5 separate regions of the Mus musculus genome follow, and all the other regions are linked to region 3. The links are chromatin loops, found by intact Hi-C in ENCODE. Cell type or tissue: heart. All regions are shown on one strand. Region 1 overlaps Cep20 (centrosomal protein 20). Region 2 overlaps Abcc1 (ATP-binding cassette, sub-family C (CFTR/MRP), member 1). Region 3 overlaps Myh11 (myosin, heavy polypeptide 11, smooth muscle). Region 4 has its middle 69 kb from the start of A630010A05Rik. Region 5 holds the start of Myh11 (myosin, heavy polypeptide 11, smooth muscle).

Region 1 (5,000 bases), 74 kb after region 3:
AAAGGAGTCAATGAAGAAAGAAAGACTAAGTAAGTCTGGGGAACTCTTATGACAGTGAAGAACCACAAGAAACATGGGATGGGAAGCTGTGTGGAGAAAAAAGAAGTCAGTATTGCAACGTGCTGCAAAAACTCAGGACCCATACTTGATGCTAGGGACAGGACAGCACTGAGGGAGACTTAGTTAAATGGCATATACAAAAACAGTTTGGGGGTCGGGGGGAGGGAGCTGGAGAGATGGCTCAAAGGTTAAGAGCACTGACTGCTCTTCCAAAGGTTCTGAGTTCAAATCCCAGCAACCACATGGTGGCTCACAATCATTCATAATGAGATCTGACACCCTCTTCTGGAGTGTCTGAAGACAGTTACAGTGTACTTACATATAATAAATAAATAAATCTTTTAAAAAACAAAAAACTAAAAAACTAAAAAACAATTCAGGGCTGGTGAGATGGTTCAGCAGGTAAGAACACTGACTGCTCTTCCGAAGGTCCTGAGTTCAAATCCCAGCTACCACATGGTGGCTCACAACCACCCGTGATGAGGTCTGACGCCCTCTTCTGGTGTGTCAGAAGACAGCTCTGTGTACTTATGTATAATAGTAAATAAATCTTTGGGCCTGAGCAAATCAGAGCGAGCAGGATTGGCCAGAGCGAACAGAGATCCTAGAAATTCAATTCCCAACAAACACATGAAGGTTCACAACCATCTGTACAGCTACAGTGTACTCATATACATAAAATAAATAAATTTTTAAAAATCTTAAAAAAAAAAACTTTATATTAAAATATAATTATACCACAAAAACAAATGAAAAAAATCCATGAACTTTTAGAAGGAAAACATAAATCTTCAAAGAAGTTTTCAGCAAGGAAAGGTTTCTCTGAGCTGTGCACTCTGGCACTAGGTACAAGCTAACCAATTAACCAGTTAGGGACTCTGGAAAAATATAAAAGGCATTAAACACAGGGAAGGAACTAAGAAATGACTCATGTAGAGGAGGAGAAGGAACAATTTCCGATGCAGGCAGCAGAAGAGAAGGGGATGGTAACGTGAAAGCAGAGGGCAGACACAACAGGTCTGGCAATGATAAGCTATAAAGCAGAGGTGGGATAAGAGGAAGCTGACTGGAAGGCCCCTTTCCTCTGTTTAGAGATGAGATCTGAGTTAGTTCCTACATTGAAGTGAAGGAAGGAAGGAAGGAGGAAGAGTTAAATATGAAGAAGAAACAACTCGAAGAACAAAGCTTTACAAAGAAGAAAAAAAAGATCAAGAGGCCAAGAAGAGTCATTCTTAGAAAGAAGGGGGAGGAGCTGGAGCAATGTCTCAGAGCGGTTCAGAGCACTCGCTGTTCTAGAGGTCCAGCTTCAATGCCCAGCACCCACATGGTGCCTTACAATCACCTGTAACTCCAGCTCCAAGGCCTCTGAGGGAATCAGGCACGTATGTGGTGTACAGACATGCATGCAGACAAAACACCTATATACATACATTTTTTTTAAGTTTAAAAAAGCCAGTTGTTGGTGGTGTATGCCTTTAGTCCCAGCACTCTGGAGGTAGAGTCAACTGGACATCTGTGATTTCAAGGCTGAGCTAGAACAGAGCTAGAGTTCCAAGACAGCTGGGACTATTAAAAAAAAGAAAGAAAGAAAAGAAAAGAAAAGAAAAGAAAAGAAAAGAAAAGAAAAGAAAAGCAGCTTAAAAAAGAAAGAAGTAGAGGGCTGGGCCAGGGTCACTGCTCAGGGTAAAGGGCTTGCTGCACATACAAGGCCCTGTGTCAATTACCACCACTGTGAGAAACTGATGGGGGGGAGGAAGCCCCCAAAGGAAGGAAGGGGTGGGGAGGGAGGGAAAGAAAGGGAGTGATGCAGGGAAGCAGGTTGGCTAAGTATTCAGTCCTCAGAGGCCACAGAGAGCTCAGCTGCAGCAGAGACCTCAGATGTTTGGTCTACACTTCTTAGATATTGTAAAATGTGTAACATACAATAAACCTAAATAAGTTCCTGTTGGATTAAAATAAATCATAGCCAGCACTATGCCATTAGGATCTGATGATAACATGTGCAAACCTCTTTTTAAAAACTTCTTACATTGAGTTATCCTTTGATTCTTCAAAGGCATTTAGTTCACGGATGAGAAACTGTCTGTCCAATGGAACTACAGGTTGACCAGATTCTGGAGGGAAAAATTCAGGAAAACACTGAGTCTATTAATCTAAAAGGCAAATTCAACTTTGATAATAACCATACCTCCCAGGTAGATACATTTCTCAGATTTTGGAAGAATGCTGACAGCACATTCAAGACAGAGCTAACATATACATGAGTTTATGATGTTAACATATACCCAAACAATTAAATGTGGAGCTTAATTACAGTTTAACACATACTTAGTTTTATCCTTAATTTGTGATTGGTAATATGGTTTCTGCATCTAAAACTACAATACTAGACTTTAGTGTGTTTTCTGAGATGTCCATAGTTTATAAACACATGGTAATACTAAATAACTCATTTTAAAAATATACATTTAGGGCTGGTGAGATGACTTAGAGGTTAAGAGGCTGTTCGTCCAGAGGTCCCAAGTTCAATTCCCAGCAACCACATGATGGCGCACGACCATCTACAGAGGAACCTGCTGCCCTCTTCTGGAACGCAAGTGTAAATGCAGATAGAACACTTATAATTAAAAAGAAATTCTTTTAGTTGTGCCATAGTGGCTCACGATTATGACTTTAAGCCCAGCACTTGGGAAGCAGAGGCATGTGGATCTCTTGAGTTCGAGGCTAGCCTGGTCTACATAGAAAGTTCCAGGACAGCCATGGGTACACAAAGAAGCCTTGTCTCAATCAATCAATCAATCAATATTCCATTCACGGAGAGTAATTCTAAGATTAAAATTAATTATTATATTTCTAGACTGACTCTCAGTCTAGCCCAGACTTGCTTCAAATTCAGCTATGTGTCCTAGTCAGGCCTTCAACTTGCAGGGAGTCTTCTGACCTTGTTTCCGGAGTGCTACGTGTATGAGCCACCATCTTCCTGGGGAGAAGATTAAATGCTAGAGCCAGGTGAAAGCAGTGGTAGGTTATTGCCTGAAAGGAAGCATTCACTTTCCAGACAATATGGCGAAATGAGATTTTAAAAACCTTTCCTGTAAATGTTTCTGCGGATCTGATTCATGGCAGTCACAAAGTATAGAGCAGCTAAAGCAGCCCAGCCGCAGCATCCCCTATCCACAGGTACAAAGTCAGCCCCAACTGCCAGTGCTTATTTTGCTTGGTTTTTTGAGACAGGGTTTCTCTGTGTAGTCCTGGCTGCCCTGCAACTCACTCTGTAGACCAGGCTGGCCTTGAACTCAAGAGATCCATCTGCCTCTGCCTCCCAAGTGCTGGGACTAAAGGTGTGTGCCACCACCACCTTTAATGCTTTGTAGTGCACTATATTAGGTGAAGTGAGGCAAGTATCAAACGCCTTTAGACTTCCATATATATGACATTTTGAAAAAAGCAAACCTGATGAACAGAAACTCAGCCATGTCCCATCATCAACCTCCCATTCGCCCCTCCCCGAGCCTCCTACCAGTGACGGGGAATTAAGCTCTGGCAAATAAATGTTCCACCACTGAGCTCCAGCTATTTTATATTTTGAAGCAGTGCCTTTCTGCTTTAGCCCCTTGAGTTTCTCAGACTATAGGCATGAGCAAGCATACCAATCTAAAACACTAAAACATTTCATATGAAACAGCACTGTCATGATTTCATCCTAGGGGCACTCAATTCCAACACACCTAACTGACACGGTTTTCATTTTTTTTTTCCTTTTTCTTGCTCTCCTCTGGAGTGTTAAAGGTATTATACAGCCAGCTATAAAAAACTGAGGGAAACAGACAGTGATACTATCTTTAGAGATCCTTCAGCATGGCAGAATCACTATCCTTTATGAGAATGTATGCTTAATATCACATGCAGAGCTCTGTCTTATTTGAGCTCCCAAAAAGCCTCTAGACTGAGGGGTCCCTGTCCTCAGCTGGCTTCGAGTAATAATAAAGAATTGCTGTACAGCCATTGGCTGAATGGGGAGACAGGGCAGGACTTTTAGACTGCTCCGGCAGGAGACTGAGACGGGCGAGAGGGAGGCGAGAATCACCATGACTAGGAAGGAGGAGGATCAGATTCAAGAGCTGCAAGAGAAAAACCTTCCAGCCATGCAGGCGGAAAGGAATGAGGACCCTATAGGGTGAGTTCCCCAGAAGGTAACAGGGTAGCAGAGATGAAATATAGATTTTAAAAGATGTTAACTCACCGGGCAGTGGTGGTGCATGCCTTTAATCCCAGCACTTGGGAGACAGAGGCAGGAAGATTTCTGAGTTCAAGGCCAGCCTGGTCTACAGAGTGAGTTCCAAGACAGCCAGAGCTACACAGAGAAACCCTGTCTCAAAAAACCTAAATAAATAAATAAATAAATAAATAAATAGAAAGCTGTTAACTCAGGAATACCAGAGGGGCATGTGTGCTAGTCACGGGGGAAGTTTAGAAGTGCCCAGCCACTGAACTAGTCAAGGCATATCAAAAGTAACTGAAGCGCTCGTGCGCGTGCGTTCTTCCATTTGTGAATCCAGAGAGCTCTTGGGCCAAAGCGCTCCTACCACTACAGAGAACCTGCAGTAGAAGGTCCTAGCTCTTTCACCAACAGCATAAAGCTTAACAGAACTTGTTCATGCTATGACAAGAGCTCATGGATATTAAGTGTTCAGTCACCTGCCTGACACAGTCATGAAATTACATATTCAGGCTAAATGCTTTCTAAGAATTAGGGAAAAAAAGGAGATCTTTTCTCCAGTGTTGAATAACCACTTACCTGCTATGAGGACAGAGGCTGTGTATTTATATTTATTGAATTCCAAATACTCCCTAATTAATTCATTAATTAGAAGGTTCTCATGAGACAAAGACGGTCGGGGTTCACGATCATCATCCAGGGCATTGAAAACTTCAGCACG
Region 2 (5,000 bases), 210 kb after region 3:
GGCTCCTCATTGTGTCCTTGCAGCATCACCTTCTCCATTCCTGAAGGAGCCCTTGTGGCCGTGGTGGGCCAGGTAGGCTGCGGGAAGTCATCTCTGCTGTCAGCCCTGCTGGCTGAGATGGACAAGGTGGAGGGACATGTGACTCTCAAGGTAGGATGGGGACCAGGATGGGGAGAGATGGTCTGGGAGGAAGGCTCAGCCCAGTGTCTCTTACAAACTGTCAAAAGAAGCAGCCATCTCGGCTCATCTAGGAAAGCAAGGTTTCAGTGACAGCCACTTCTTTCTTTGCTCAGTGCCTTGGCCAGTGTGACATGTGATAGCTGCTCAGTCAACAGGCCGTGAATGCTTAGATGTACTGCCGAGGAGTGCTTGTTCATGGCTCTTGCCTTCCTTCTGAATTTGTTTTATTTCACTTCACATGATCTCCAGCCCCAACCATTTTCCTGTTTTCCTGGCTGAATAATACACGAGGGTGTGTGTGTGTGTGTGCGTGTGCGTGTGCGTGTGCGTGTGTTGAAAGCAGAAAGGGCTGTTTGAGGGAGGAAGAAACCAAGAAAGGGAGAGGCACAATGGTGAATATGACCAAAATACAATGATGTATCTGCCTGAAAATGTCGGACAGAGGGAAGGAGGGGTAAAGACTCTGGAGGATCTCCCAGCATCCTGTCAGGGAAGGCTCCCCCAACCCCCGCTCTCACTTCATCCTGTGGTCTCTGGATAGAACCTTCTGGCTTCTTCTTTCTTTTGAATCTTGTAAATAGGGCATAACTTCAGTACTGATTGATGTGGCTGGAATAATCTCAGAACCTGGTGTAAGAAACACATTTTAAATCTTTAGTGTTACTTGAATTCTTAATACGGGCCTGGAGGGAAAGCGTGTGGCTTTAGCAATTCAAGGCCCAGCATGCTCTGAGCTGAGCTAAACTTTCTGTGAGTTGACGGCTGCTGTGAAAATGAGTCTCTTGGGACTTTTCTACAAGTGCTTTATTCCCTTGGAGGCCTTTGCCTGCTATGTAAATAAGATCCAGAGTATCACCAGCAGCCTCTGGAGCAGCTGGGGATAAAAAAACACAATACAACCCCAGCTATTTTGCTTGAGCCAGCTTGTGCCAGATGTGTTTGCCTGTACCTGCCTGTCATCTGCATCCCCTTCCCCTGAGAACTCGAGTGTGGGGATGTGGTCTTACGTCACTGTTTGATTTCAATCCAGATCTTCCCCTTGCTGGTTCAGTGCTCTTTGGAAGTAAGTGAGCAGCATCTGGGTCCAGGCAGATAGCTGCTGCTTCTGGATGTGCTCGCTTGTTTCTTCCAACATGCCCAAGGTTGACAAAGGGAAATTGTTTGTCATTAGATCCATGCTGCAGTCTGTTTCATAGTTCCTGGGTTCCTGCCATCCCAGGCACTGGTGCCCTGTGTCCAAGAACTATTTATAGCTGGTGATTTCAGAAAGTATATTGAAAGTGTTAGTTTTCCCCAGTGTCTTGGTAGACATGGCCTATGGCTGAGTATTTTTTGAGCTGTACAATTGAGGGGTCCTGACACTTGAGGCTCATAGAAACTGGAATGTTTAAATAGCAATTTGGTCTTTTTTTTTTCTGAGATTTTAGATACAGATTTAGGTCATTGATTTCTATTCCTGTAGTTTAGAATCCTTTGTGACTTTCTATCACCTTTTTTTTTTTTGATAAAGGTGGGCATGACACTAGCCATGTGTGAACTAATCCCTGACACCTGCTTTCCTGCTGTCCTGCTGTCCCATGAGTTGTCCTTGACCAGTCAAGCTGGCCTTTCTGTCCCTTAAAGGAGTTGGATTCTTTTGTTCCTTGTCTGTTGTTCCAGTGGATCAGTGCCCTCCTTTCTTCTTATCCTGGCTGTGTGTGTTTTGGGAAGTTGGTTCTTTTCACAGGCAGGTGTCTGCTGTTGTCTTTTTATCAAGTCTGTCTGTCTTTTCCACTGCCTGCCACACAGGGCTCCGTGGCCTACGTGCCCCAGCAGGCCTGGATTCAGAATGACTCTCTCCGAGAGAACATACTGTTTGGGCACCCCCTGCAGGAAAATTACTACAAGGCAGTTATGGAAGCCTGTGCCCTTCTTCCAGATTTGGAAATCCTGCCCAGTGGGGACCGCACAGAGATCGGTGAGAAGGTGAGTGTGACATGGGTACAGCTGGCAGCATCAGCTGCTGCTGTGTGACAAACTTTGTTGGGACCGCCTGTGAGTGGATTGTCAGGGACCTGCTGTCTCTAGCCTGTGGCTAAGCTCCTTTTGCCATGCTATGTAAGTCTGGCCAGGGTATCCACCATATGGCTCTTGGTGCTGTGGTCTTAGTTGAGGTGTCAGTCGCCATCTAAGTGGGAGCCTCTCACGTGGTGATGTAGAGTAAGAGAATAAAAGCCAAAGGTATGCTGTGCTTTGCCACATACTGTGCCACCCGCAGGACAAGACAAGGTCACAGTGTACCTAGGGGATGTGCATACGAGTGATGATGGGGACTGATGATGGGGACGGCTCTAGACTAGCTGGTACCCACTTCTCTCTGCTGCCATACTAACATTTTTAACCTAAGTCATCTGCATGGTAGCTCATGAGAGGGGTTTGCTCTGATCCCTAATGCACTGCTGAGGAAAGGGAGGCTCAGGGAGGCCAGCAGACTTGCCTGATGCCGAGTCCCAGGGAAAGAGATTCTTAAGTCCCTCCTGTCCCCTGTTCTGCTGCCACTTTGGAAGAGGGACGAGACTCCCAGCCCATTTGCTGTGGGGCAAGTGATTGTCTTGTGTGTGTGCTGGAAGTGCAGCCACCTCCAGTGTCAGGGACCTCTTGGGAGAGCTGAGTTTGTCTGTTCCTAGTCTCCAGCCAAGGATCTTCTCCCCAGCTTGCTTATTTGATGCATGGTGTCTTTACTTGGCATGGACCTGGAGATCCTTTGGGTTGCCTAGGACCCTTGTTTAAATAGGTTGGAGGTGCCAAGCAAACCGAAGGGTCTAAGTATTATGTGGGATCCAAGGCAGGATTGCCAGGGTCTTCGAAACAGGCTGGGGGTTGGTTGGCAGCCTGCTTATCAGCCTTTCCCGTTTTGTTAATGCTGGGATCTCGCACTTGGAGATACCTGACTGTCCCCTTCTAGTCTCAGTGCCAGAGTTTGAAGGGAGTCAAGGGTTGACTGATTTTGTCTACTTCAGTTCAATATGCAGGGACTAAAGGGATCTTCTTTAACTGGGCCTATCATCCCAGAATGCAGGAAGCTGAGGCAGGAGAATAGGTAACCAGCAAGATCCCATCTCAAAATAACATACTAAAAATGGATAGCAATGTGGCTTAATGGTAGAATACTTGTTTAGTATGGGCAAAGGCCCCGAGCCCCATCCCTAGCTCTGCCTATATATGTGTCTATGTATATCATATGTATATGTATATCATATGTATATGTATATTATATGTATATGTATATGTATATATGGGAGCTGGCTACTAGGATCAGTCTTGGCACAGATTGGGTCAGTTTACTCAGTAGGTGTCACTGGGCATTTGAGCTGTACATGGCCACAGTGTTGGTCCCTCATTGTTGGAAGTTGGTTGCTGCTGCTCAGTGCTGAACCCTTCCTCTGTGAGTGAAGTGCCCTGGGTGCCGCCAGCTTCACTCTGTGACTTTAATAGGAATGGTAGCTCATGGTGAAGCTCACCACAGAACACTTAACAGCAACAGTAGGTGTGTCAGCTACTGCCTAATAATATAATAGGTATACAAATAATACTATCTTTGTCATCCACACTGTGTCTTCTATAGACTCTTCTATAGGCTGATGAGTTTTAAGATACCATTAGCTGCCGCTTCCTCCTCTTTCTGTGGCACTACAGACCCCGGGACAGGCTGGGCTCATGTTCTGTAACTGAGCTGCACCCGCAGCCCTTCTTTTACTTTTCAGTTGAGATGTTGCCCAGGCTCACTTTGAACTTGCCGTCTTCCTGCCTCCTCAGGCTCTGAGCAGCTGGACTGATAGACGTGCCAGCAGGCCTGACTGTCTACTTCCCTCCCCTGAGTATGTGCTGGGGGCCAGGTGCCCCAGTCAGCAGCTCTTCTGTCCCCATTCTTGTTTTGTATGGTTCTGGGGTCCTGGGGATCCCAAGAAACCCACTCTTCCCACTGTCTTCCTAGGGTGTGAACCTGTCAGGGGGCCAGAAGCAGCGTGTGAGCCTGGCCCGGGCTGTGTACTCTAACTCTGACATCTACCTCTTTGATGACCCCCTCTCGGCTGTGGATGCACATGTTGGGAAGCACATCTTTGAGAAGGTGGTTGGTCCCATGGGCCTACTGAAGAACAAGGTATTCTCCCAGGGCCAGGACTTCAGTTGATTGACAGTGTGGCCTTGGACAAGTCTTTGATCCTTGGGCTTGCTTTCATGCGTCCTCTGTGTGTGTGTGTGTGTGTGTGTGTGTGTGTGTGTGTGTGTGTGTTAGCCCAGCACTGAGGAGGCTGAGATGGAAGAGTTAGGCTAGCCTGGCCTATACAGCAAGAACTTACCTTAAAAGACAAGGGCTTGGGATGCAGCCTTGTGGTAGGGTGCCTGCCTAGTGTGCAGAGGCTTTGAATTTAGTCCCCAGTACTGCAAACACACAATGGGCTCTAATGCAGGTAGTGTGGTGGCCTTACTATCCCCTCGTCCACACTCTTGGTAGTTTCTGTCTCCCTCTTAGAGGTTCCTCCCCAAATAGTCTTCTCAACTCTGCATTAGCATTCTCTCTACACTGTCTTCCCCTATCCCAATACTACTTCCATGCCTGTGGTTCATTTTGTCTTTATCCCTGGAGACCAGGCAGGCCTCTGCTCTCTTTGTCCCCTGCTGCTCCTGCCTGATACAGGGTGGGTCCTGTGGAGAGAGTGAGAGAGGGTGTGGGGGGTGGGGTGGGGGGAAGGGAGGGAGAGAGGAGGAGGGAGAGAGGGAATATATGAATGGGTGTGCGTGTGCCCACAGCCTTTGGACCTGAACCATGCCCTGAGATA
Region 3 (5,000 bases):
CTACTGTTTAATTCTCTTTAAAGAAATGCTCATGCACTCGTGTGGTGGTGCGCATCCGTCATGCCCACGCTTGGGACATGCAGGCAGGAGCACCATAAGTGCAAGGTCATCTCTGCTCACACAGGGAGTTTGAGCCCTGCATGGGCTCTGTGGGACCCTGCCTCAAAAAACAAAAGGTAAAGAAACAGAAACAACTTCAAACAAAAGAAGAAAAAGGAAAACTAAAATGTATTCATATATGTCTAGTCAGGTCATAAACATGTGGCTCGTTATATCATTGTATATATTTCTGCATTTAAAAACTTATTTTCAAAAACATACAGAACCACGTCCCAGCTGCTTCCCACACACAAAGATTTGTCTATCACATGGGGGGGGGGTATGGGGTGCAGATAGTACTAAAGTTTGTGGGTCCTCCATTGCTTCACAAGCTATCTGTTCATGTCTCTGGATTCTCATGGAGAACTGGATCTTATTCATATGTCACATTTAGGGGTGGCGGGTTACTACACAATATATGTCCAATAGACTTGGCTCTGTGGGGCTGTACAGTGATATAATACAGAGTCTGTGGTGGCCCCAAAACTAGAAACCGGATATTTAGCTACTACTAAGAGTGATGGGAGCCAGGTGATCCTCTCAGAGACAGAAAATTTTGAGTATTTTCAAGAAAGATGGCCAGAATCAGTGGTGGGAAATCCAGAGGAGGGTAACCAGGGTTTTAATTTAAATAAGAATTTCAGAGAAATAACACTTTATAGTAGACTCTCTTTCTAAGGGTTTTATTTTTGTTTATGCATGTGTGTGAGTAAGCACACATGCATGTGGGTGCTAAAAAGAGTGATGGATATCTGAGAGCTGAAGTGACAGGCAGTTTTGAGGTTTCAAACCGGGGTGCTGAGAACTGCACTTGGGTCCTCTAGAAGAGCAACAAGTGCTCTGACCTCAGAGCCGCCTGCTCTGCCCAGGGAACACTCTTGTGGTGGAAAGTGTTATGGCTTGACTGAAAACTGGGTTCAGTTGGACCACCTGTGCTTTATCTGGGACCCTTCATTTGCAAGGAGCTTGAGGCCTGGCTCCTCACCAAGGCTGTACCATAAGAAGAACTGAGCTGGCTTTCTTTCTGCTGTGTCTTAAGGCCTGGCAGAGTGCAACTGCTTGGAAATGCTTATTCAATACATAAACCATTGGAGAGCTCAGAAGAGGTGACCCATGCGTGAGGGCCCATCTGGCTGGAACCACTGAGTTTCTGATTTTGTGCTGTAGGATCTGCAGCCATGAAACACTTGAAGGAAGAGGCAGAGACAGCAGAAAGCCCCCCCTAGGGATGGGGCATATGCCCAAGACTGAGTGAATGACTGGAACTGAGATGGTGCCAGCCCTATGCATGCTGATGCTTTCCTGTATAGAGACCTCTGATAAAGTTAACTTAAACAGGAGGTACCATGAGGAGCTAACAACAGGAATTAGGAATAAGTCAGGTAGCCAGCATGGTGAAGCGTACTTGCCATCCTAACACTTGGAGGCTGAAGAACTGGGAGTTCCAGGCCAGCCTGGGCTATCCACTGAGGCCTTGTCTCCAAAAGAAGTACTACTATTAAAGTAACAATTACAGTAACAACAAATGACATAATTGTAACAGTGTATTATAATAAAAGTCACACAAAGGTGGCTGTTCTCTGTCATACTCTCTCCTTGTGTTGACTTGTACTTTTAGACCACAGCTGACTGCCATGTGTAGCCATAGATAAGGAGGACATCTATACCACCAGTGCCTGAGTGTGACCTGCTTCTTTATTCCAGAAGCTATCATCACTGGGAAAAGTGACAAGTACCTGTGTTATCAGGCATGGATGCCTGGTCTGTGTTTCGCTCCTTCTTGAAGACAATGTTTCCAAGCTGAAGGACAGATGATACTACCTTCAAGATGGCTGAAGTAGGGAGAGAAGAGTGGATTGGTTAGTCAGTAGCAGCCAAAGTATTTTGAAAGCCATCAATCTAATCATCACTGGACACTAAGAGTCAAGCAGCGGCATCCCTCTGTAGACCGAGTTCTGAGTTCTCATGTCTGGACAAGATTGTCTGACTCCCTGACTTACAGAAGAAGATGCTCGAATGTGGGAAATGAGTATTGCCAGGAAGTTGCTGGAAAACCTTGTATCACATGGGATTTCTTTATGCAGCAGGGACTTGTAAGCTCCAGTCATGGGCCAAATATAGCTCACTGACTATTATACATGAAAGAATGAATGGATGGAGGATGGATGGTGGGTGGATGTAGGAGTGATGGAGGAGGATGGAGGATGGATGCATAGATGGATAAATGGATGGAGGATGGATACCTGAGCAGAGATGGATAAATGAATGAATGAAAGATGCATAAATGGATGGATTAAAGATGAATGGATAGAGTAAATGGGTGGATAAATAGAGGATGGATAGAGATGGGTAGGTAAAGAATATCTGGAGGAGCAGAGGGTGTGTTTGATGATTGCCAATAGACCTACTTGAACTGTGGAGTCAGTCACCAAGAAGTTATCATGTCCTAGTAACAAAGCCTAGAAACTCCATCTTCCTTTGGTCCCCAGGCCAAACCATGGGTTTTGTCTCCTTCACAGCAGATGACCTCATACCACAAGCCCAGACATAGTCAAGAGGAGAAAGATTCAGTTGCTAATGTACCAACCCACTCCCACCCCCACTCCTCTTCACTGTGAAGCTGTTACAGACAAGGCACTGCCAAGGGTGTTCTCTTTCCTACTAACACCCACAAAAGGAACTTTGTGAACTAGGATATGCTGGCCTAGAGGTGCTCAAAAGTACAACTCTAAGCTAGGTATTGCCAAAGTGCCTGCAGAGGGAGGGTGCGCCGTCTAACGCCAGCTCAGCCTTGCTGATTCAGTAGAAATTCTTGGGCAGAAAGCAGTCCAGTACATCCACAGATGTTTAGCAGCACCCCCATCACTCACCAGTAGATGGCAGCAGTGCCCACCTCTGCAGCTGGAAATGTTGGTTTATCTTGTGGGCATTGATTGTTGGCGTATTTCCCTACGTTCAGACAGATCTCATTGCTTAGCTCAGGCTGACCTTAAGATCAATCCTCCTGCCTCACCCTTCCAGGTGCTGTTTACAGGCATGTACCACCACAGAAGGCAATCGGGATAACCCTTGCTCCATTTGGTTCCTATATGTTCCATCACTGATTTAAGTCTTCCTTGATATTTTCTTTTTCTATTTTTGTTTTTGAAACAGGGTTTTTTATGTACATCCCTAGCTATCTTGGAACTTTCTTTGTAGACCACACTAGCCTCACACTCAGAGATCTGCCTGCCATTGCCTCCCAAGTGCTGGGATCAAAGGCGTGCATTACCACCACCTGGCTTTCTTCTGTTTTCATTTGTTTGCATTGTTGTTGTTATTTTGGTTTTGTTTTTCAGACAAATTTTCTCTGTGTAGCCCTGGCTGGCCTGGAACTCACAGAGAATCTTCTGACTCTGCTTGTGTGGTCCTGAGATTAAAGGTGTATGCCTCCATGAGTGGTTTGCTTGTTTAATTTTGTCTCTGAGACACGGTCTTAGTCTATACGCCTGTCTGCTTGAGCTTGCTATGTAGCTCCTAGAACTTTCTTTTTCTGGACCATAGGCTATTTATTCTATACGGACCAGCCTATCCTATAGTCCTCACTGTAGCAACTGGATATTTCTGGGACCCCAGAGGGTGTGGAAAGGGAGGCCAGTTTACCATAGTCCTGCCCTAGTTAATTCTGAATGCTGGAGTTGGTCTGAGCCAGAAGGAAGTGTCTCTGGAGCCACAGCACTGAAGCCAGCAGGGGGTGAATGGGCTCCAGAGCCAACTGTGGAATGATTATCATCAAGTATCAGTTCGTCAACACAGCTGAGTTCCCGGGAAGAGCCTTGCAGACCCTGCATCACCTTATTCAGGTCTGATGTGTCTGTGTTCAGCCCTAAGAGCCTGCTCTTAGCACCTATACCTCTCTGTCCTGTGTTCCTAACATCATAGGTAACCATGGAACGCACACACTCACCTAAGCCCACCAACACAAGCTAGTGAGATACCACTATTCAGGGCAATAATAGCGAGCCCCATCTACACTGTGGCTACAAACCCGAAGGCTGTAACAAACTGCATTTGTTGTCAAGAAAACTACAGCCTAATAGGTACTGTGGTGTTGAACAACGGAGGACCAGAAACCAGCTTTTAAGAGAAATTCTAAGTCCCGAGAACCTAGAACCTGCAGCCAGCATGTCTGAGTCTTCCAATGCTGGACTGATTGGTTTGATTTTGGGCTATCCTCCATAAGCTTATCGTCCCAGCTCTTGGTCCCCAGCTAATGATGCTATTTTGAAAGCCTTTAGGTAGGGCCTGGCCTGTGGAAATAGGTTTGTAGGGGCAGTTCCTTCCCACTCTGTTTCCTGCCTGCTGTGATTTAAGGAGCTCTGCTATATATTCCTGCTGCCATGGTCTGAACAGTTCTACCATGCCTTCCCTCCATGATGGAATGAGACCCTAGAGACCATGAGCCAAGATAAATCCTCCTTTCCTTAAGTTGTTCCTGTCCAGTGTCACCAGGGTAACAGAGATAACTAACACAGAGCGAATCACTTTTTTTTTTTTTCTTAAGCCAATTTGGGTCAGTTGCAACCAAAAGAGTCATGTGCCTAATAAGTCACATGTGGACGGATTCACTTTTCCTTCTCTTGGTCTTTCTTCTCTCCCTCTCTGCCTCCTTTCAGGAGGTAGGAAACCCAGAGAGTAGCCATGCATCCTGACGAGATGAGGGCCAGTAAGGAATCCCCCAGCATCACAAGTCCAGCTTACTAGATACAAGGTATGAAACTCACCTAGCTGTTCCTCTTCATTGAAGCCCATGATAGACATGGCTTCCAGTGTCTCCTGGAACATCTCATCATCTTGTGCAGCTGGGATGGGCACAAAGCCATTGGATAAAAATGTGTAGCTGTTGAAGCTCTCCAAAAGCA
Region 4 (5,000 bases), 260 kb after region 3:
AAATAATGGATACAGGAAATTTGGTACATTTATACAATACTACTACTCAGCTATTAAAAACAATGAATTTATGAAATTCCTAGGCAAATGAATGAAACTAGAAAATATCATTCTGAGTGTGGTAATCCAATCACAAAACAACATGCATGGTATTTACTCACTGATAAGTGGATATTAGCCCAGAAGCTTGGAATACCCAAGATACAATTCACAAACTACATGAAACTCAAGAAGGAGGAAGACCAAAGTGTGGATACTTTGGTCCTTCTTAGAAGGGGGAACAAAATACCTATGGGAGGAGTTACAGAGACAAAGTGTGGAGCAGAGACTGAAGGCATGACCATCCAGAGACTGCCCCACCTGAGGATCCATTCCATATAAAATCACCAAACCCAGACACTATTGTGGATGCCAACAAGTGCTTGCTGACAGAAGCCTATTATAGCTGTCTTGTGAGAGGCTCCACCAGCCCCTGACAAATACAGAGTTGGATGCTTGCAGCCTACCACTGGACTGAGCATGGGGTCCTCAATTAAGGAGCTAGAGAAAGGATCCAAAGAGCTGAAGAAGTTTGCAGCCCCATAGGAGGAACAACAATATGAACTAACCAGTACACCCAGAGCTCCCAGGAACTAAACTACCAACCAAAGAGTACACATGGTGGGACTCATAGCTCCTGTTGCATATGTAGCAGAGGATGGCTTAATTGGTCATCAATAGGAGGAGATGCCCTAGGTCCTGTGAAGGCTCCATGCCCCAGTGTAGTGGTATGCCAGGGCTAGGAAGGGAGAGTGAATGGGTTGGTGAACAGGGGGAGGTGAGAGAGGATAGGGGGTTTTTGGAGTGGAAACCAGGAAATGGGATAACATTTGAAATGTAAATAAAGAAAATACCTAATAAAAAAAAGGAAAAAAAAGGAGTTAATGAAAAATCGTTTAATAATGAAATGATTTTTAATGCTATATTCTGTGGATCTTTGACGTTTTGAAGTATATATAGCCTAACTGAATTGTTAAACATTGATTATTTTTAGTTATTTACTATTTGAGTAACCTTGAAAATATTTTATTGTAATTAACTAAATTAGTATCTAATAAGACCATGAGTCTGACTCTCTGAATATTAACTTGCATTATTGAATTATTTTAAACAGTTTGTAATAGTAGTGACTAATATTGGGACTAAGCCTTGTATTTTTAAGTGAGTTGGATAAATACAATGCTTATCTAAGAGTAATAAAATAAAACTTAAATTTGATAGCAGTATACAAAGATTTATACCAATGAAAACTGTAACCTTTATATAAATGAAAATTTCTATCAATATACAAATTCAGTACAATGAAACAACATAAACTCAATTTTGCATCAACATATAAAAATTATGGTTATAAAATGCTTGTGTTTAATAATAGAATTTTTAGGGTTGTTTATGTATACACAATCCATCTCTATTTGTCTGATTTTTTAAAAAAATATTACTCTATCCCCCTTTTTCTTTTCAACTCTTTCCCTTTACCAAAGAAGAAAAGGACAGAGAAGAGGAAAGGAAAGATAGAAATCCCAGAGTCTAAGCTCTCTATTTAGTTTCCTTCATGCCCCAAAACTATACTTATTTGTAAATTATCCCTTAAATTGACACAATATCTATAACATTATTAATATTAGAATACAAACTGCACCAGGCCAACCCATTACATGAGGCCACAGTTACACTGATACCCACACTACACAAAGACTCAACAAAGAGAGAGAACTTCAGACCAATTTCACTTATGAACACTGATGCAAAAATAATCAATAAAATACTTGCAAACCAAATCGAAGAACACATCAAAACCATAATTCACCAACATCAAGTAGGCTTCATCCAGGGATGCAGGGATGATTCGATATATGAAAATCCATCAACATAATCCAAACTCAAGGAAAAAAATTACAGGACCATCTCATTAAATGCTGAAAAAACCTTTGACAAAATCCAACACTCCTTCATGTTAAATGTCTTGGAGAGACCAGGAATATGAGACACATACCTAAGCACATAAAAGGCAATATGCAGCAAGCCAATACCCAACATAAAATTAAATGGCCCGAAATTTAAGCCAACCCCACTAAAATCTGAAAAAAGACAAGGCTCCCCACTCTCTCTCTATCCAGTATAGTATTTGAAGTTATAGCTAGAGTAATAAGACAACTAAAGAAGATAAAGAGGATGCAAATTGGAAAGGAGGAAGTCAAAGTATCACTATTTGTCAATGTATGATTGTATACACAAACAACCCTCCAAATTCTACCAGAGAACTTCAGGTGGCACCTTCTGCAAATTGGCTCAAATAAGTCAGTAGCTCTCCTTTATAGAAATGGTAAATAGACTGAGAAAGAAATTAGGGAAGCAACATTCTTTACAACAGCCACAAATAATATAAAATATCTTGGTGTAACTTTAGCAAGTGAAAGACCTATAGGACAAGGTCAAGTTTCTGAACTGATCAGGAGTTTTATGTGCCTTTGTCTCCCTCTGGTGTTTGATTGAGGACACCAAATTTGGTTTATACATATTTGGATGAAGTTTCATTGGACAAGGTTTCATTGGATAAGATTTCATTGGATATTTGCCAAACCGCTAGGTTTTAAAAACCTATTAAGAATAGCACAGCTTCTGGTCTGTACCTTCATCTGGGGCAGATCTGCATGTCTGCCTCTCTCAAACACTCCACAACCTGCCTGTCTCCCAGGAGGTCTACCATAACAAGGGACACAGTCTACCTGTCTCCCAGGAGGTTGACCATAACTAGGGATACAGGTGAGATCCCTGCCCCAATACCCATGCCAGCTGGGTACCCAAAGAGCCCAGCAGACTTGGGATCTATCCTGCTCTGCCTGATCCCCGTAGTCCTTCTGGCCTGTATCTTCATCTGTAACTGGGGCAGATCCTGTTCCCAGACCCCAAAGCCTGCCTTTCTCCCAGGAGGTTCACCCTACCCAGGGTCACAGGAGGTGTACCCTACCCAGGGACACAGGAGGTCTGCTCTAATCAGGAACACAGAAGGCTGCTCTAATCAGGGACACAGAAGGCCTCTCCTAACTAGAGACAGCAGTGCCTGCCTCTTAGGAGTCCTGCTATAACCCAGGTCACAGAGCTATATCTGCCTCTAAGGAGGCAGGCTCCAGTCAGAGACACCCAGGCCAGTTAACACCAGAGATAACCAGATAGCAAGAGGCAAGTGCAAGAATATAAATAACAGAAGCCAATGAAATTTGGCACAACCAGAACTCAATTCTCCCACCAAAGCAAGCCCTGGGTACCCTAACACACCTGAAAAGCAAGATTCTGACCTATAATCTCATCTCATGAAGATGATAGAGGCCTTTAAGGAGGATGTAAATAATTCCCTTAAAGAAATACAGGCAAACATAGGCAAACAGGTAGAAGCACTTAAAGAAGAAACAAATAAATCTCGTAAATACAGAAAAACACAACCAAGAAGGTGAAGGAATTGAAAAAAATGTTCCAAGACCTAAAGATAGAAATAGAAATAATAAAGAAATCACAAATGGAGGCAACACTGGAGATGGAAAACCTGGGAAAGAGATCAGAAGCTACAGATGGAGGCATTACCAACACAATATAGGAAATAGAAGAGAGAATCCCAGGCATAGAAGATACTATAGAAAATATTGACATATCAGTCGAAGAAAATGCAAAGTGTAAAAAGCTCCTAACCTAAAATATCCAGGAACTTCAGAACACAATGAAAAGACCAAATCTAAGAATAATAGAAGTAGGAAAGGGTGAAAATTCCAAGTTCAAAGGGTCAGAAGACATCTTTAACAAAATCATAGAAGAAAACTTTTCTAACCTAAAGAAAGAGATGACCATAAATGTACAAGAAGCTTAGAGAACACCAAATAGAATGGACCAGAAAAGAAAATCCTCCTGCCACATAATCAGACACTGAATGCACAGAACAAAGACTATTAAAAGCCATAAGGGAAAAAGACAAAGTAACATATAAAGGCAGACCTATCAAAGTTACACCAGACTTCTCAACAGAGATTATAAAAGCCAGAAGATCCAGGACAGATGTCATGCAGACCCTAAGAGAATACAAATGCCAGCCCAGGTGTCTTAGTCAGGGTTTCTATTCCCGTACAAACATCATGACCAAGAAGCAAGTTGGGGAGGAAAGGGTTTATTCAGCTTACATTTCTATATTGCTGTCCATCACTAAGGGAAATCAGGACTGGAACTCAAGCAGGTCAGAAAGCAGGAGCTGATGCAGAAGCCATGGAGGGATGTTCTTTACTGGCTTGCTTCCCCTGGCTTGCTCAGTCTGATCTCTTATAGAACCAAGACTACCAGCCCAGAGATGGTCCCACCCATAAGGGGCCTTTCCCCCTTGATCACTAATTGAGAAAATGCCTTACAGTTGGATCTCATGGAGGCATTTCCTCAACTGAAGCTCCTTTCTCTGTGATAACTCCAGCTGTGTCAAGTTGACACAAAACTAGCCAGTACACTAGGCTACTATAACCAGCAAAACTCTCAATCACCATAAATGGAGAAACCAAGATAGTCCATGACAAAACCAAATTTAAACAATATCTTTCTACTAATCCAGCCCTGCACAGGATACTAGAAGGAAAACTCAAACACAAGGAAGGTAAGTACATCCAAGAAAACATAAGAAATTAATCACCCCAAAACCTCAAAGAAGAGAATCACACATACACATACAATACACATAAACATACAAATACACATACACATACACATGCAATACCACCCCAACAACAAAAATAACAGGAACTAACAATCATTGGTTTTTAATGTCTCTCAACATCAATGGACTCAATTCTCCAGTAAAAAGATGCTAACTAACAGGTTAGATACATAAACAGGATCCAGCATTTTGCTGCATACAAGAAACATACCTTAGTCACAAAGACAACACTACTTCAGAGTAAAGGGCTGGAAAAAAGTTTTCCAAGAAAATA
Region 5 (5,000 bases), 55 kb after region 3:
TTGCGCACCATTAGGCTGGGGTTTGATTTTTTTTCCCATTTTTTTTTCCTGAGATAGTGTTTCCTATTGTAGTCCAGGATGGCCTGAACTTGCTATGTATTCCAGGTTAGCCTCAAACTCTCATTAATTCTCTCACCTTAGCCTTCCTTCCAAATGCTAGTATTATAGACATGAGCCACTATACCTGGCAAAATAATGTGGTTAAGACCTTCTGAGTATTTGAAATAGGATATAGTTTTCTAAATTACTCAATGGTTCATCAGATGTAAATACCACCTGTTCTTATTAAATGTATGGAAGACAGGAGCTAATTTCCACCAGAAAAAAATATACAAATAGAACTTCCAAATAAGAAGAGAGAGGGAAAAAAGAGCCTCACTGTCTTCTAAGTGCCCCCCATCTCTACAGGGAAAGACGGTGAAGCACCCAGAACCCAAGCCAGCCAGGCTGCATAGCAAGGCTGGGTGATTGGCCAAGGGGGCTGGGGATGGCCTCGTAGAAAACACTACCATACAAGGGCATGTCTGCCTCCAGCCCAGCCTCTCACAGAAAAGTAATGATAAATCCATAGTGACTACCTTGTACGGAAGAGAGGCTCTATTTCAGATATAACAATGAAAGTCCATAGTGCTTATGAAGCAAACCCACAGGTTTCTCCAGGGTGGCTCAGCACGGGCGTGTTTTGGGGTCACCCAGCCTCATGGACTCCTACCACATCTGTTTCTCTCTAGGGAACAGCCTTTGTCAGTTTAAATTGGTAGAAGGTTTCAATCTTCTTCAAAAAGTGGTGGAGTCCACCAGAAACAGGAGTCCAACAAATTTTGGTTTTCAGGAAAGACAAAGAGCTGTCACGACAAGATGATCAACTTCGTGATGAAGTGTATATAATGATTCAAATAACTTGATTCCACTGAAGTGCTGTTAAGTACCTGGCTTGTTAAGTGTGCCATCAACCACATCAAAAAAGAGAAGGTGTTCCTTGCCATGAGAGACTTTTGGACCTGTATGGTCAAGCTCTCTTTCTTTAAGTCAAGTCTAAAATAGCATCTTGAAGTAAACTGAGCAAGAGAAGAACCTTCACCAGAGGACACAGAACGGAGCAGAGCAGTGTGCTGAACACAGCCGGACGTCCCTTCTTTCCCAGCAAGCTCCATGGCTTCTCGCAGTTCTTAGAGGTAGAACCTAAACAGCCTAGTCCCGGCTTTCTAAAAGGTTTCTTTTGTTCTCTGACAGACATAACTTTGAAAGGTGCTTTCCAAACAATTCTGAACTGGAATCGCAGAACTTTCTCCTGCTAGTTCCTCTCTCTGTCCTAAGAGTAACCTTCCCACTGAGGAGCCCCAAACCCAGCGCCTGCTCACTCGGTGCACCTGGGGGTGGGGAGGCAAATGGAGCCTCCGCACCCACCTGGACATCTGAGGCCCTAACCAACCAGGAGAAGAACTCCCTTGTTAATTCACAGAGTCTGGGGTCTGGAAGGGAACAGAGTGAAAGAAACTAGCCATATCTTACAATAAGCAGCCTTGTCTACCAGTAACAATCCACAGCAAAATCACCTAAGTAGATGGAAAACACACACACACACACACACACACACACACACACACACACACACACACCACAGCCTGTGCTCAGAACTATCAACACTTTCACCCATGTTTCTGAGTTACTTTGTGCAATGGTCAGTGGATTATCCATCCCATGACCTAGTCAGACTAACCTTGGGTTCCGATCACCATCCCAAATACTGGGATTTGAACCCAGGACCCGCAGTGCTCTACCACAGCACATTTGTCCACTGTGCAGCCTATAAACACTGGTTGGTTTTTAAGTAGACCATTTTGTTTTTTAGACTCTAGTCTTAAAATACCTGGAATTGGGCCCAGCCACCAGAATCTTTAATTGCTTACTCCACTTTCCCAGGTGGTTCTGCTCATGGGCAACCTGGGGATGCTGGTTTGACGTGGTGGGTAGTGGGGGGGGGGAGGGGAGTAATCACAGGAGGTCTAGAATGATCCTGTACCCGGCTTCTTCCCATTGTCCTTATAAGAGATAACAATCAGGACCCCTGGAGTCCCCACTCCCAGGAGGATGCTTTAGAAGGCTTAAACCCACCACCCAGGCTTGCCCCTAAGGGACCAACTCTACTTACAGATCTACTCCGGGGGTGGATTAGCAGGAGGACACCGGATGGAGAGCTCGGATCTGGCACTGATCCCAGGCTGGGATGGTCCAAATCTCTCTGTAAGCTTCGGACGCCTGGCTTTATAGAGTCAGCGCTATCTGAGAGTGGAAAGGGGAGGTGGCTGTCGGACGTCCGAGAGTGGGAGGATCCTCTTCCCTTCGCGGCGCCCCCTGCAGGTGAGGAACAGAGCCGCACTGACCCACAGCCTCAGGCTTCGCTCCCTGTAGCCACCCAGATCCTGGGTCCTTACAGAAAAGGAATCCGGTATACAGAGTCTGTAGGGAAACGTGAGAATTTCTCCCCCTAGGTCCATTCCAGCTGGATTTTAACCTCTTCCTGTTCATACATACTGGAGGCTTGATACCTCCCACTCTCCTTCATCCCCTCTTCATTCACCTGCCACCTCTTAGATCTGAGGGCGGTTGTGTTTAGCAAAGGGAGGGGAAAGGTGATTTTTTTTTTTTTTTTTTGAACTCTGCAAGGTGCAAAGCAGGTCACCGCATATCCTCCAGTGACTGCTGGGAATGTGTGGGAAAAGAAAGGGAAACTTGTTTTTCCTAACTTGTTCTTTGCAGTTCCATTCATGCTACAACCAAAATTAAATATAATCCCAGGGTGCCTGGAACCAATAACGTGGTTTCTCTGAACATCGTTGAAAAGCGGGGTGCTGCTGGAGAAAGAGTGCATTATGGCACTTGGAGGATGCGTGCTAAGACCCTAAGAGAATGCGGGGTACTTGCTGGTCCCCCGCAAGTTCACAGCTGTCCCCCCTCAGCAAGGGATACTTCTCAATCTCTTTCCCTTAGCCCTGTATGGATCTAGGTCCCTGTCTCCCTGTCTCTTTTGTCGGACCTGACACACTCTCCATTACACTCTAGCTTTGATTTCCCTGTGACGATTTTTGTTCTGTCTCTATCATTTCATCTGTTATGTCCCTAAAGTCAGTTTCTTTCTCTCTCTCTCTCTCTCTCTCCCTCCCCCTCCCCCCCCCCTTGCACACACACCACTCAGGCCATAAAAGGAAGTCGAGGCAGAGCTGGCCCCACGCCAGACCGGGGACGCCTCGCTCCCCGCGCGCGGACCCTCGAGGTCCCGGGCTGGTCCTCCCTCCTGGGCCTGGGCGGGAGACAACCCAAAAAGGCCAGGCGCAATTCTCGAAACAGGAATTCCCAGCGTGGCATACCAGCGGGGCTCTGGCTCCCCCTGACTAAATATGGTCCCGCGCAGCCTCCCGCTGAGCCCGCGGGGCGGTATAGGGACCCCAGTGCTCAGACAGGAGCTCCAGACCCAGGTGCAGCTGGTTCTTCCAACCCAAGGATGATTCTGGCCAAACCTGCCCCAGCCCTATTTTGCAGGCCAGAAGACTGAGTCCTGTGAGGGTCCTTAGCAAGCTCAGTACTGTTTAATACCAATGTTCACTCTGGAGAGCTGAGTTACGGATCACTGTGTACAAAGCCAACAGGGGTGCTGTGTGGCCTTTCATATCCCAGCCCATCTGGACCCCTTCCATATCCGTCCAGGACCAAGCTCACCTGCTTCTCAGACTTGAAAACATCTGGATCTTGGTCCTCCCCATCCCCATTCCTAACCCCATCCCAGCCTCACTGGGCAGCAATACACAGAGCCAAGGACAGCAGCTTGGCTGCCTCGATGTAGAGGTGGGGGAGGAGCCCTCCACATGATGGACGAGGCTGCTTCCCCAAAGCCTCTTCGCAGCTGCACGTAAAAGGAATGGAAACCGTCTGGGCATTGAGCCCAGGAGGAATGGAAGAGGGAAGCCCAGGACCCACCTGCACCTATCCCAGTCTGGAACCAGCCCAGAGCTTGCCATCCCCGTGTTAGGAAGGAAGGGCACTCCCGCAGCAGGCCTCAGTGAAGTCAATTCCAAGGAGCACAGCTGAGTTTTAAAGAATGGTATCAATTTTGAAACAAAACTAATTTCAGTACAAGGAGAGACTGGGTCAGTAAGACTGGTCAAAAGCACTTGCTGCCCAAGACTGCCTTGAGTTCCATCCTTAGGAGCCACGTGACTGAATGGAACACATCATTCTCTGACTTTCACGTGTAAGCAGTAGGGCACCCTGCTCCCCAATCAATTAGTGTTAGCATTTTTTTTTAATGGAAACTGTGTTGTGCATGTGGTAGATGTGCACACCCGTCAATCGCAGATGTCAGTTCTCAGGACCCATCTACCACAGGGTCTCACTGTATACACAGTTCTAGCTCGTTGGCCTCAAACTCTGTGTAAACCAGGCTGGCAACAAACTTGCTTTACACATGCTGGGATCCAATGTGTGCACATCTGACATTGATTTTGTTGTTTTTACTTTGTTTTTGAGACAGTCTCTCACAGCTGGGCTGGGATGCTTGGTGGTTACAGTGTGTCTGTTGTCCAGTGCCGTCTGGGTGTCTTTATATAAGTGTTAGAGATGGAATTCAGACCTCATCACCTCAGTCAAGAAAGGGGAAACTTTACTGCTTTCTTTACATCTAATGCCCAGAATGATGGCATGAAGTAGGTTCGTCAGCATCTACTGCTGAGGATCCAGGTTTGAAAGAGTATATATCATCTGGCCAATAAGAGCAAGGTTAACAGAGGAGCTGAGATTCCAACCTGGGTCCATTCATGGCATGGCTGGTGGTTACACTGTGTCTGTGTATACATTCTCGAGTGTGGGCGTCAACATTGTGTCCATAAGTTGCCCCTCCATTTTATTTTATGAGCATCTCTCACTGCACATGGAGCTTGTTGATTCTGCTAGGCTGCTAGACTGCAGAGCCGGACAGCAAAGCCCAGGGACCCCCCTCTGTCTGT

The links. Peaks named below come from ENCODE experiments on the same cell type or tissue, not always from the same donor. Only the 100,000 strongest peaks of a DNase experiment are listed, where the experiment ranks them.
Region 1: a loop joins it to region 3, with 5 times the contacts of the local background. A loop is called at or near these places in 9 of 42 quality-filtered maps.
Region 2: it touches region 3 in a loop (5-fold over the local background); 9 of 42 quality-filtered maps call a loop at or near these places.
Region 4: a loop joins it to region 3, with 9 times the contacts of the local background. A loop is called at or near these places in 29 of 42 quality-filtered maps.
Region 5: a loop joins it to region 3, with 6 times the contacts of the local background. A loop is called at or near these places in 11 of 42 quality-filtered maps.

Annotation. Positions count from the first base shown.
Region 1 is chr16:14,308,958-14,313,957 of GRCm38, forward strand. Cep20 (centrosomal protein 20) reads right to left here. Exons shown (of 5, transcript NM_025345.2): 2 at 4,859-5,000; 3 at 2,090-2,174. Among named protein-coding and RNA genes, the nearest start is that of Cep20, 5.9 kb to the right of the region's middle. In heart, a CTCF peak has its summit at 2,644 (motif pointing left); no DNase peak of the experiment used is centred here.
Region 2 is chr16:14,443,325-14,448,324 of GRCm38, forward strand. Abcc1 (ATP-binding cassette, sub-family C (CFTR/MRP), member 1) reads left to right here. Exons shown (of 31, transcript NM_008576.3): 16 at 24-150; 17 at 1,969-2,145; 18 at 4,154-4,321. Among named protein-coding and RNA genes, the nearest start is that of Abcc1, 84 kb to the left of the region's middle. In heart, a CTCF peak has its summit at 2,051 (motif pointing left); DNase peaks (open chromatin) are centred at 1,377 and 2,147.
Region 3 is chr16:14,234,534-14,239,533 of GRCm38, forward strand. Myh11 (myosin, heavy polypeptide 11, smooth muscle) reads right to left here. Exons shown (of 41, transcript NM_001161775.1): 9 at 4,863-5,000; 10 at 1,836-1,931. Among named protein-coding and RNA genes, the nearest start is that of Myh11, 54 kb to the right of the region's middle. In heart, no CTCF peak of the experiment used is centred here; a DNase peak (open chromatin) is centred at 2,918; H3K27me3 peaks cover 4,216 bases.
Region 4 is chr16:14,491,195-14,496,194 of GRCm38, forward strand. No RefSeq gene overlaps it. Among named protein-coding and RNA genes, the nearest start is that of A630010A05Rik, 69 kb to the right of the region's middle. In heart, a CTCF peak has its summit at 2,526 (motif pointing left); no DNase peak of the experiment used is centred here; H3K27me3 peaks cover 274 bases.
Region 5 is chr16:14,289,124-14,294,123 of GRCm38, forward strand. It overlaps Myh11 (myosin, heavy polypeptide 11, smooth muscle), which reads right to left and starts at 2,285. Exons shown (of 41, transcript NM_001161775.1): 1 at 2,153-2,285. In heart, a CTCF peak has its summit at 2,364 (motif pointing left); a DNase peak (open chromatin) is centred at 2,258; H3K4me3 peaks cover 1,474 bases; H3K27me3 peaks cover 4,861 bases.